Linked DNA regions of Homo sapiens: regions 1 and 3 are each linked to region 2. Evidence: chromatin contacts called from ENCODE Hi-C data. All regions are on one chromosome and are shown on one strand. The core of a region is the stretch at or near the end of the contact, and the rest is flanking DNA. Distances in the headings are between cores, read along the strand shown.

Region 1 (3,903 bases), core at 1,026-3,525, 1.5 Mb after region 2:
CAAGCAGAGATGTGACAAGAGGGATCCTGTGTGTACAGGAGCAGTAGCCGACCTCTAGAGTGGCTGCCACCTTTCTCCCTCCAAGTCCTATGTCCTTGCAGTGAACTCCCTTTACCTTAACGTAATTTGAATTTCCAGTCCTTGCAGCCAAAGATCAAAATGGAATGTGTCTATATGTATTTTTTGAATATTGAAACAGTACAAAACATTAAAAGATTACAAGTGAAATATCCCAAATTAAATCAGTGATTTTGGTATTGTTGCAGTATCCTCTCCAGGTGGAACTTGAGTATATTCATTCACTTGCTCCTAACCAAGTGAAAATTGGTTATATTAACCTTTTTTTTTTTTTTTGAGATGTAGTCTCGCTGTCTCCCAGGCTGGAGTGCAGGGGTGCGATCTCCGCTCACTGCCACCTCTGCCTCCTGGGTTCAAGGGATTCTCCTGCCTCAGCCTCTCCAGTAGCTGGGATTACAAGCGCCTGCCACCATGCCCAGCTAATTTTTGTATTTTTAGTAGAGACGGGGTTTTGCCATGTTGGCCAGGCTGGTCTTGAACCCCTGACCTCAGGTGATCCGCCCGCCTCGACCTCCCAAAGAGCTAGGATTACAGGCGTGAGCCATTGCACCCAGCCATATTAATCTTTTAAGGAAGGTTCTAGCCTGCTTCCCCAGGGAGCTTTTAAAACTTGTCTGGCATCACCCTCCCCGGAGTTTTGGATGATACTTTTCCAACCCCTGCCCCTGAGATTCCAAGTTGTATTTGTAGTCAGGGCTGAAAAACACTAGAGACTTAATGGTACGAGTTTAGACTCAGAAGAACTGCATGTTTTCTTTGCAGATCTTTTTTTTTTTTTTCAGACGGAATCTCACTCTGTCACCCAGGCTGCAGTGCAGTGGTGCGATCCCGGCTCACTGCAACCTCTGCTTCCCGGATTCAAGCAATTCTCCTGCCTCAGCCTCCCAAGTAGCTGGGATTACAGGCATATGCCACCATGCCCGGCTAATTTTTTTGTATTTTTAGTAGAAACGAGGTTTCACCATATTGGCCAGGCTGGTCTCGAACTCCTGACCTTGTGATCCACCCACCTCCGACCTCCCAAAGAGCTAGGATTACAGGTGTGAGCCACCGCGCCCAGCCATTCTTTGTAGATCTTAACAGTTCCATTTAGTTGAGTATCTTAAGGGTTTTTGGTGTTTTTTCCTCCAAAAAGTGAATCTTCACCAGAGAACTTCTGTTTTTGTCTTTTTTTTTTTTTTTTTAAAGCAAAGACTTTAATGTGCAAGTTAGTAAATGGTTTGAGGGTCTGGTATTGCACTCGGCCTTCAATACGTTAGCAATAACTACCCACATGTGATCTATTTAGAAGCAGTGTTTGAAAGCACCAATGTCACCCCATCTGCTTTTTTGTAGTTTTTTTTTGTTTGTTTGTTTTTGAGACAGAGTCTCGGTCTGTCTCCAGGCCGCAGTGCAGTGGCGCGATCTCGCCTCACTGCAACCTCCGCCTCCCAGATTCAAGCGATTCTCCTGCCTCAGCCTCCCGAGTAGCTGGGACTACAGGCGCGCGCCACCACACCCAGCTAATTTTCGTATTTTTAGTAAAGACGAGGTTTCACCATGTTGGCCAGGATGGTCTCGATCTCTTGACCTCGTGATCCGCCCGCCTCGGCCTCTCAAAGTGCTGGGATTACAGGCGTGAGCTGCTGCGCCCGGACTAACTTTTTTTTAAAGCTGAGGAAATGAGAGAAGGGGAATAAACTTTGTGTAGCTACAAACAGGATGGCAAAATTAAATTTCAAAGAACGGGCGGGGAAGGTTTCAGATGCAATGGCTTCTTATTCCTTCTTTTGACTGACCCGCGCCTTCTCCGCCTCCCTTTCTCCTCGCGTCACCCGCACCAGCGGCTGGGATGCGGCGCGCGTTCCGTCTTTCCGTATGGAAACATGGCGCCTAGGGGCGGGCCATCCCCAGCTTCGAGCCACCGCCAGCTGAGACTCATCGGCGGGCACTCGGCCATGCCTCTCGCGTTTCCGTACGAAAACATGGCGCCTCACTGCGTGCGGCGGGCGACTCTTGGCTGGGAGCCACTGGCCACGGAGCCCCCTGAGCGGTCATCGGCCATGTTTTCCACCTCTCCCTGAGGAAACACGGCGCCGCCCAGCTGCGAGTCACCGCTTACTGAACCCCTTCGGCAAGCAGGGGAAAGACCCTCCCGCCTTTCCGTACGAAGACATGGCGCTGCCCTATATTGGGCTGGCGCCTCCCGGCCAAGAGCAGTCTCCTCCTTCCTGATGCTGAGAAGCGGCCGCTCTGACCGCTGCCCACCCGAGTCGGGCTGGGAGGACCGCCCGCCGCGTGGCGAGGGATGCGGCCTCGGAGGGGCAGAGGCTGAACCGCCCCTGCCTGCCGCGCATCCCTCCGGCTTCCGCCGCGGCGCCAGCCCGCGCCTGATTCGCGGCGGGAGCGGCAGGAGGGAGAACGCCGACTCCGTGGCAGGTGAGAGCGGGAGCTGGGGCGGAGGCTGGCGGGGCCCGTCCGGGAGGCGCGCGGTCCAAGTCGCAGGCATCTCTTCGCCTCTTCCCGTCGGATCCCATCCCGGGATGTCGGGGGCAGGCGAGGAAGAGGCGGGGTCCGCGGGCGGGTGGAGCTCACCCCTCGAGGCTGTCCTCTCGGCGCGCCCGCGTCCTCCCCTACTCCCGGCCCTGCCACTCCCTCGCTGGCCTGAACAGCTGTTTACAACGGAATCCGGACGCCGGGCGCGAGTGGAGCTCAGTGCCAGAGGAGGGGATTCCCGGCGCCGGGGGACAGAGCCCCTTTTTTCTTTTGCCGAAAGACCCTTTCTGCTGGGGAGCCTCTTGTGTCCAGCCTAGGCCCGCGTGCAGCGCCGACGGATGACCGTCTTCTTGGCAAGTGCGAGGATCCTCCTCCCCTCGGCTCTCTTTTTAGACACAGTGGGGGTTGAATGGATGCGCGCGATATAAGCAAATTAAATGGTTCGTGGCCGCATCCTAGAGCCCTTTAATTAGAGTTACCATTTGTAGAAGGCCTGCCGTGCACAATCCCTCGTTTCATCTCCCCCCAAACCGAGCAGGTAGGTAGCTGTGTTTTACAGAGGAGGACACTGAAGTTACACAGCTAGTAAAGAGCCAGAATTGGGGCCCAGGTATGTCTGAAACCAACGCCCAGCCTCCCAGATACAGTGACATCACAGAGATGACGTAGGGATTCATCTCTATCAACAGATACTTGTGGGTGTCTATTTGGGGGATATACAGATGGAGCATAAGTGGGGAATATGACTGGTCCTGGCTCTTAAGAAGTTCGAAATCTAGGTGGGGAATTTTAAAATAAAAACTAGCACTTTTACCATCTGGCCCCAACGCATCTTTCCATCATCTCTAGCCACTTCCTTTTCTCATTTTCTTGTGCCTTGGCTTCTGCCCTCTGAGTGAAATGCCCTCCTTTTCACCTCCTCTCCCCCTCCTCTCCCCCTCCAGACATGTTTTAACTAGGTGAAATCCTACTCCTTTTAAAGATCAGTTCAAATGTCATCTTTTCTGGGAAGGTTTTCTCAATCTCCTCCCAGGCAGAGTTAGTTTCTTCCTCTGCTATATTCCCTGGGCAATTTCATAATGCCACTTAAGTTTCATTATGGCTCCTTGTAAGCCTGTCTGCCTCCCCCTCTAGACTATGTATTTGCATCTTTCTATTTAAATAAGCACGCTTTGAATTGAATTTAAGGCAGTGACAAATGCCAAATGTCAACTAGCCAGCCCTGCAGGAGTTGAGAAAGGTGCAATCACTGGTGAGGTCCGGGAAGTGTCCTGGGAAGAGACAGGACTTGAACTCAATCTTAAGGATGGGGTTAGTTTACTAAGCTGAGCATTAGAGACCTAGAAATCC
Region 2 (4,226 bases), core at 1,541-4,040:
TGCCTGTAGTCCCAACTACTCAGGAGGCTGAGGCAGGAGGATCATTTGAACCCAGGAGGCGGAGGTTGCAGTAAGCCGAGATCATGCCACTGCACTCCAGCCTGGCAACAGAGCGAGACTCCGTCTAAAAAGAAAACAAAAAACAAACAAACAAAAAACCCATATTTGGCTGACGCGCTGGCTCACACCTGTAATTCCAGCACTTTGGGAGGCCGAGGTGGGCGGATCACGAGGTCAGGAGACTGAGACCATCCTGGCTAACACGGTGAAACCCCATCTCTACTAAAAATACAAAAAATCAGCAGGGCGTGGTGACGGGCGCCTGTAGTCCCAGCTACTCGGGAGGCTGAGGCAGGAGAATGGTGTGAACCCAGGAAGGCACAGCTTGCAGTGAGCCGAGATCGCGCCACTGCACTCCAGCCCGGGGAACACACCTAGACTCCGTCTCAGAAAAAAAAAACAAAAGCATATTTATCCTACGATAGTGTTATACCAGATATATATCCTAATTTCATGAATACTCTGGTGTGTATATAGATCATCTTTCCAGAATTATAGTCCAAGTCAAAGTTGGAAAATAATTCTTCAGTTCTAGTAATGAGGCAAACAAAGCACCACTATCATCATCTTGGGAAATCTAAAGGGTTAAGTAAATACAGTAGGAAACAAGGGAATATGTAATACAGAAGCCTATAAAAACGAATTATACCATTATGTTAAGTGAAATAAGTCAGACACAGAAAGACAAATATCACATGATCTTACTCATAGGTGGAATCTAATAGTTCATCGCACAGAGAGTACAATGGTGTTTACCAGAGGCCAGGATGGTTGGCAGGGGGGATGGGGAGAATTTGGTCAAAGATACATAATATCAGTTAGATAGGAGGAATAAATTTCAAGAAATCTATTATATAACATGAATTTATAGCAAGCTGACTATAGTTAATAATCATATATTGTATTCTTTAAAAAAATGTAAACAGTGTAGATGTTATGTACTCTTACCACAAAAATGATAACTATGTGAGGTAATGCATTGCTAATTAGCTAGATTTAACGATTCCGGAATGTACATACACTTCATAGCATCATGAGGTACACAAAACAATGCCATCTGTCAAAAAATAATAATTATATGTAGCATTTCAAAAAGTTCACAGCATCAAAAATATTTGTAGGGGTGGGGGGACAGAGAGCATCAGGAAGAATAGCTAATGGATGCTGGGCTTAATACCGAGGTGGTGGGTTGATCTGTGCAGCAAACCACCACAGCACACGTTTACCTATGTAACAAACCTGCACATGAAGCCCAGAACCTAAAACAAAAGTTGAAGAAAAAAAAAATTCAAGACGTTTCTATCTGATATTGGACTGCTTTGTCACTTTTTCTTTTGGTCTTCCTAGTGCTTATTTACTACAGGATAAAATTAGCACATGCTATTTAATGTGTTCATTTTAAGTACTATGTTGTTTTCTATGTGTTAATTTTATCTCCTCCAGGTGAGACCATTTTTATTACCATAGGTCTAAAATGACAAGATTAAGTCCAAACAGACAGTAATCACTCAACAGCTATTTATTGAGTAACTTAAAGATTCAATATGAAAGCAACCTTGATCAAAGCTTTCCAGTTGATATATTGTGAAACAGGGTTTTTTCCTAAACATGATTCTAAAAAACAAGCAAACAAACAAAAATCCTCCCCAAATGAAAAACTCCAGTCACTATTTAGCAATACTAATTTCAATTTATCAAACAGAATCAGCCCAAAAATTTCAACAGGTCAGTGAGATTTAAAACAATTCGATGGCAAGAATTTCAATGAGGTTTGGCTCTAATTAAAAGGTATCACAGATCACTGTCAAAGTCAATAACTCAGTAGTGCGGTAATGATTTGGGAGTCCTTTTCAATTTAGACATTTGTCAATCATGATTGCCTTTAAACATCAGTTACCCACTGTCCCTGCTCAGTTTTGAAAAAAAAATTAAATACAAAAATACAACTCAAAATACATGTTTTTTCCACACATAAAATTGGTATTTTAGTAATAAACTCTCGATTCAGGGTTCATAAAATAAAGTAGGTATACTTCTAATTCTTCCTAGCAGTTTTTTGGGGGAAAGAAACCCTAAGTATTTTCTGTTATTTGCAGCTGCTTTAACAGCAAACGACAATTAAATGTGTGAACAAGGTTGTCAGAGTAACACTTGTCATTTACACCGCTTAGGAAAGACATCCAAGACTTCCAGAAACACTAATTAAAATTAACAAAAGCTTCTTATCGGAACTTGTCAGAGAGCTATAGTTTGTCAGACACAGGAAAACCAGATAGCCTCAAAGTTCAAGAGTTTTCGCTCTAAGGTTTAATTCCAAACCACCTACCACTAGGCACTAACGAACTAAGCCCAGACGCTCAGCAACCAACTCATTAAGGTAAGAGATCCCATCCTTTCCATATAACACAAAATTAAGAAAAAGACATCGTGGGGAAGGCGGAGTGAATTTTCTATCAGAAATCAGAAGATAAATGAGCAGGAAAAAAGTCTATCCTCACACACAGCGGAGAAAGGTGCTAGCAATTGCTTGATAAGCCCTAAGGGTTTATTGTTTCACCAACCTTTTCTTTAACTCAATGTGAATGAAGGCACTCAAAAGGAGAAGAACGTTACGTGATATTACCTACCTCGGGCCCCAAAGAACCCTGGAGACCCTCAACCAGGACACAGGTGGGCCTTTCTCACCTGGGCCCCGCCGAAGTCGACCGTCCTTTCGTAGGGCGCACTTTTCAGCAATACGCCTTCCGATTGGTTGGCTCGGGACTGACGTCTCAGTCCTATTGGTTACGAGAGCCGCGGTTGGGGCGAGGAGGCGGGAGTTTGGCACTGGTTCTGATAGGACGGGTGTTTGCGTTCCCAGAGTTCCTATTGGGTTAACACTGGAGGCTCTAAGATGGCGGCAGTGGCAACCTGCGGTAGTGTTGCCGCGAGTACTGGGTCTGCAGTGGCGACAGCCAGCAAGAGCAACGTCACCAGTTTCCAGAGGAGGGGTCCTAGAGCCAGCGTGACCAACGACAGCGGCCCTCGACTGGTGTCCATTGCGGGCACGCGACCGTCGGTGCGGAATGGACAGCTGCTGGTATCAACCGGGCTCCCAGCCCTAGACCAGCTCTTAGGTCGGTTCAGAGCGGAGATCTGGGCTCAGCCGAGGGGAAACTTAGGGAGGGGACCTGTCGGGGAAGCCACTTTGACCCCACATCTCTTTCTGACCCCTAAACCTTCGGAGGAGGAGAGAATAGCCTGGTCTGATTGAGATGGAGGGGAATACGGGTTGTGTGGAGACTTCTGAGCGCTGTTAACTAAACATGTTTTAGTGCCCTCGCTCTCTATTTCATTCCCTGCCCTCCAACCCCTTTTCATATTACGGAGGAATTCGTACATGCTTTTTACCCTGAAATGCTTTCTAGTCAAGGGAAGACATTAATTTATGGAGATGGTTTGGCTTTCATTCAGGATACCTCCCTTCTGCTTTCTCCAGGCAGCTCACGGTTTAGACCAGCCTGCAAAAGTTTTTATAATTGTGAGAGACAGACTTCATTAGAAGATGCTGGAAAAAAATGATTTCCCCTCTTTGACCGTCAGACTGCCTGTTCTCTGGTTCTAAATCTTAAAACATTTTGGCTTTAAGAGAGCGAATGTTAAAGGCTTATGTTGACACATAATCCTTATAAAGTATTTTGAGCCTGTCGTTGATATTTAGATAGTGTCTGCGTTAAATCTGTGTATATATTTTTTATTTTTTCTATATACATTTTGCTTCCCAGTATTGATTGCTGCTACATTCCATACGACATCTTTAAATTTAACTCACATTTTAACGAGAAAAGTCTAGTTCTTAGGCTTTCCTTTAAAATCTCTGGAATTTTTTATGAGAAGCCTGCTGAAGAATATGCTTGTTTCATAACTGTTATATTCAAAGGAATGACCAGATTAAGTTGGTAGGACAGATTTGCTGTGTTAATAAAGCTTCTAGATTAATTTCTGAATGCTGTTTCATTAAAACCCCGTCTGTGTTTACATAACTTTTTTCATAGTGTGTGATATGTGTCTGTTAAATCTTGTACACTTTCATAAAATATAACTCATTGCTTGTTCTTGTACTTCGTTTGACATTTCTTTCGGTTATTTTCCCCTCAAAGTAGGCTTTTCATAGGTTTAGTGCAGAG
Region 3 (3,973 bases), core at 601-3,100, 1.5 Mb after region 2:
GTGTTCATTCAGTTATACAGCACGGGATAAAGTTCATTGGTATACTGGGTGCCTGAAACCAGCCCTGAATGCATCCTCTTTCTGTGTGTAGCAGCCAATTGAGAGATTACAAAGAAAATCCTTAAACAGAAGTAAAGCAGGGTTTTACTACCATCAGGGGAAGAGGTCACATTAAAAAAAGGTTGCCAACTGGTTGGCAACCTTTTTTTTTCTTTTTTGAGATGGAGTCTCACTCTGTCATCCAGGCTGGAGTGCAGTGGCACAATCTTCGCTCATTGCAACTTCCGCCTCCTGGATTCAAGCGATTCTCCTGCCTCAGCTTCCCAAGTAGCTGGGATTACAGGTGCCTGCCACCACACTCGGACAGTTTTTGTATTTTTAGTAGGGGTTTCGCCATCTTGGCCAGGCTGTTCTCGAACTCCTGACCTCGAAGATCCCCCTGCCTCGGGCCCCCCAAAGTGCTGGGACTACAGGCGTGAGCCACCGTGCCTGGCCAGCTTTTTCTAACACTAAGCAGCAGCAACTGGCCCCCACCTCCCACCCACAAACCCAAGTCCCCAGGGGCAGCTTCTTAGTATGTATTCTCTGAAACAATCCCATGTAGAAGCTCTTTCCAATAAGCTAAATAATGAACTCCCACTTAAACACCATTCTAATTTACACCTAAATCACACAAGCATCCTCCTTCTAAGAAGACGTCATAATCGTTTTGAAAATCATTGCAAAATTCCCAAACTTGAAAAAAAAGAAAAAAAAAAGGGCAAGTGTCTGGCAATTGGATTATTGGTCTCTAAGACCACTCATCCTTTCAGAGGTATCCAGCATTGGATCCCTGGCCTGGCTTCAACTTCCAAGTAACTAAGATGTGTCCCATTAATAGCCCTTCCTCCTTTTCTCTCCTCACCTTCACTCCAACCGGCAGCAAACTGTCCCTACCCACCCGACCCACAGTTCCTTTGGAGGCAGCACAGATTTCCTGGCAGCCAGTCCCAGGGTCTTTCGTTGCTGCCCTCCTGTGACCTCTAGACATTGCTCTCCTGGGCCACATAGGATTTGTTTGTTCTGCACAGGTAGGGATGTCTGAAAAACTCGATTATTATTGTTATTATCACTATTACTACTACTACTATGACATAATTTTAAGCACTTACGTTCCGGACGCAGTTACTAAATGCTGAACCTGAATTGGTTCCTATAAACCTCGTTAAAAAACAAACAAACATCTCAGTGAAGCAGGTACTAAACCTACCCCCGCATCACAGGTGAGGACACCGACGCACAGAGCAGTTAGGCAGCTTGCCAGGTTCCCGACTTTTTCTATTTCTTTTTTTTTTTTTTTTTTTTTTGAGACGGAGTCTCGCTGTGTCGCCCAGGCTGGAGTGCAGTGGTGGATCTCGGCTCACTGCAACCTCCGCCTCCTGAGTTCAAGCGATTCTTGTGCCTCGGCCTCCCGAGTAGCTGGGATTACAGGCGCCTGTCACCAAGCCCAGCTAATTTTTGTATTTTTAGTAGAGAAGGGGTTTCGCCATGTAGGCCAGGCTGCTCTCGAACTCCTGACCTCAGGTGCTCTACCTGCCCTGGCCTCCCAAAGTGCTGGGATTACAGGCGTGAGCCACCGCGCCCGGCCTGGTCCCGAGTTAATCTACGGCAGGCCGCGGTTCGAATCCCGCTGGTGTGAGCCGCGGGCCGCGTAGTGCCGGCCCAGGGAACCGCTTTGTCCCCGACCACCGCTCGCGTGGCATCGCGCCCGAGGAAACTTGGATCGCTGGCGCCGCGGGCTACGTTCAGTGGTTGCCAGAGAGACACGTGACCGGCAGCGGGGGCGGGGCCTGCAGGGAGCCACGCCCCGCACAGTTAACAGACGGGCGCTCAGGGAGCTAGGGAGCTGTGAAGCTGCTGGAGGAGTTGGCGTCCGGGGAGCAAGGGCCATGGCCACCGTGCAGGAGAAGGCTGCTGCGCTGAACCTCTCGGCTCTCCACAGCCCCGCGCACAGGCCTCCGGGTAGGTGCCGAGGACTGCCGCCTGGGATGGCGCGGGGCGGGCTGGGGTGCGCGGGCTGGGTCCCGGCGCGGGGCGGGCGGCGTGGGGCGTTCGGCCGCCTGCGCCTGTCAACGGCCGGCTGGGCGAGCACAGCACAGCTGCGACCACTTGGCCAACGCCCCCGCCGAGCGGGCGGATCGAGTTCCTCTCTGGCTGGTGGGCTGCAAGCGGCAGAGCCCGCCCGCACAGCCCAGCTTTTTTCTTTCTACCCAGACTCTCAACTTGACCGCGCGTTGGTCTGTGCGCCCGCTAACGTGCCAGGCACGCGCCGGGGAGCTCCGGGATATGCTCCGCGGTGCTACCGGTGACAAGTGTGGTATCTGGAATTTGTGTAGTTCTTTGCCCCCTGTCTCAACCACAAACCTTGACGACACAGTATGGCCAGGGGCCGAGCTCCTCCCTTGCCCACTTTGTTCTCCAGACTGCTAGGAGTCAAGAGTCAGCTTGTCTCCCCAGACTCTTCCTGGGAGGGATGAGAGGTTTATGTGAGTTCTACTGGCAGGAATTTGGCATAAAAGGTATTTATTAACACTTTATGTATAAGCAGTATTTTAGTGAATAGAAGTTTTTGGCTAAAAAAACAGTTACATGAAATTAGGAGGGAAGTTGGCAAATTCTGCCACGGGCCTAATCGTGTCTTTTGGGGGCAGTTGATTTAGGATTCTGGTTTCTTTAAATGTTCAAACACATGAAGAGAATCGGATATCACTTCTAAAATGCTGGTTATAGCAGATCTACAACCCAGTTAATAGGGGTGACTCAGATAACTGTTAAGATACTCAGATAACCCTTGGCTTTTTTCTTTTGGTTAAGTTACAACTTTTTCCCCTTTCTGGAGCTCCAGTCTGGGATGTCGTAGGAATTAGTTCCCTTTCTGACAAAAGCCTTTCATTTGTAAAAACACCAACCAGTGAAACTGTGATTCCTTCCTCTGGGTCAAATGGGTGCTTCTCAGTGGCCCCACTCTTGTGTTTGACTTACTCACTAATGCTCATTTTAATCTTCAAAATGCTAACGACAGATTATGGTAGAGAACCATTTTTCACTTGTCCTTTTCTAAGAAAAATCATAATATTGACCTTAGTCTGCTTCCATGTAAAGGATTCAGGTAAGCACATAGTGGCCACATTGAGAATGTCTCCTTGATTTATGTTGTGAAGAGAAGACAAATGCTAAGACATTTGGGAATTTAAAACCAAATGACATTGAAAACAGTCTTGAGAAATCTTTTGGGCCCACTTACTCAGTGAAGGAAATTCCCAAATGTCACCTGCTTAAAATAAAAACATGGTACCCTGTTTTCTCTAATAGCTGAAATACCAATTCTGGAGCTTTGGGCATTTGTGAACAGGTTCTTAGATGGTGTAAGGAAGTATGTATTCAGAAATTAAGTAGATAACTCTCTAAGGGAAGAGTTGAAGTGCTGGTTATCAGGAATCAAAGGAACACTGTCCTCGGCACACTAGCTGCAGTGGACGGAGAGGGGCCCGCTGTTGTTCTCACTCGTTTTGCTTGCTACCGCTGGAATCCCGACCTGGTAACATTTGTTAGCCTTTCTTTCACCCTTTAGTTGCCTTGTCATAGTTCCAGTGAGCAAGGTAGTGGGAGCACACGGTTATTGGTTCTTTGCCATTCTCTTTCTGTGTGCTCTGGCAGGCAGCTTTGTACTTTTGTTTCTCCACCGATTAGTAACTCTCACTTACCTTAAAGGGGCTGTAATGACCAGGGACCTGATTTATGTACAAGAAATGAGATCTATATGCCAGTCTTCAGCCAGTATGTCAAAAACACTTGTCTTTTAATACGACAAACAAGAAAGTAGTCTGTTATCCTGTTATCCCTTTATACTGTAACCTAATTCTTTGAGTTTGCCTGGTATCACTTTTCCAGGGAGCTCAAAGTACTTCCCATATGCTGTCTCATTAATGTATGT

Evidence for each region. Hi-C counts contacts between places; a loop is a spot of excess contacts on that map. Pooled maps may share reads with other maps.
Region 1: a loop to region 2 is called in a pooled map, with 10 times the contacts of the local background. The contact joins the promoter of TCP11L1 here to the promoter of IMMP1L in region 2. A Hi-C loop is called at or near these places in 6 of 50 pooled maps.
Region 3: a pooled map shows a loop between it and region 2 (4-fold over the local background). The contact joins the promoter of DEPDC7 here to the promoter of IMMP1L in region 2. A Hi-C loop is called at or near these places in 5 of 50 pooled maps.

Annotation. Positions count from the first base shown.
Region 1 is chr11:33,037,297-33,041,199 of GRCh38, forward strand. TCP11L1 (t-complex 11 like 1) reads left to right here and starts at 2,276. Exons shown (of 10, transcript NM_018393.4): 1 at 2,276-2,496. RefSeq lists enhancers at 1,679-2,226, 1,947-2,296, 2,777-3,096 and a silencer at 2,277-2,676.
Region 2 is chr11:31,506,832-31,511,057 of GRCh38, forward strand. IMMP1L (inner mitochondrial membrane peptidase subunit 1) reads right to left here and starts at 2,791. Exons shown (of 6, transcript NM_001304274.2): 1 at 2,688-2,791. It overlaps ELP4 (elongator acetyltransferase complex subunit 4), which reads left to right and starts at 2,936. Exons shown (of 10, transcript NM_019040.5): 1 at 2,936-3,176. The coding sequence starts at 2,954. RefSeq lists enhancers at 2,929-3,818, 2,951-3,240.
Region 3 is chr11:33,014,028-33,018,000 of GRCh38, forward strand. DEPDC7 (DEP domain containing 7) reads left to right here and starts at 1,851. Exons shown (of 9, transcript NM_001077242.2): 1 at 1,851-2,001. The coding sequence starts at 1,929. It overlaps LOC105376615 (a long non-coding RNA gene), which reads right to left and starts at 1,763. Exons shown (of 4, transcript XR_931167.2): 1 at 1,250-1,763. RefSeq lists silencers at 1,696-1,745, 2,066-2,125.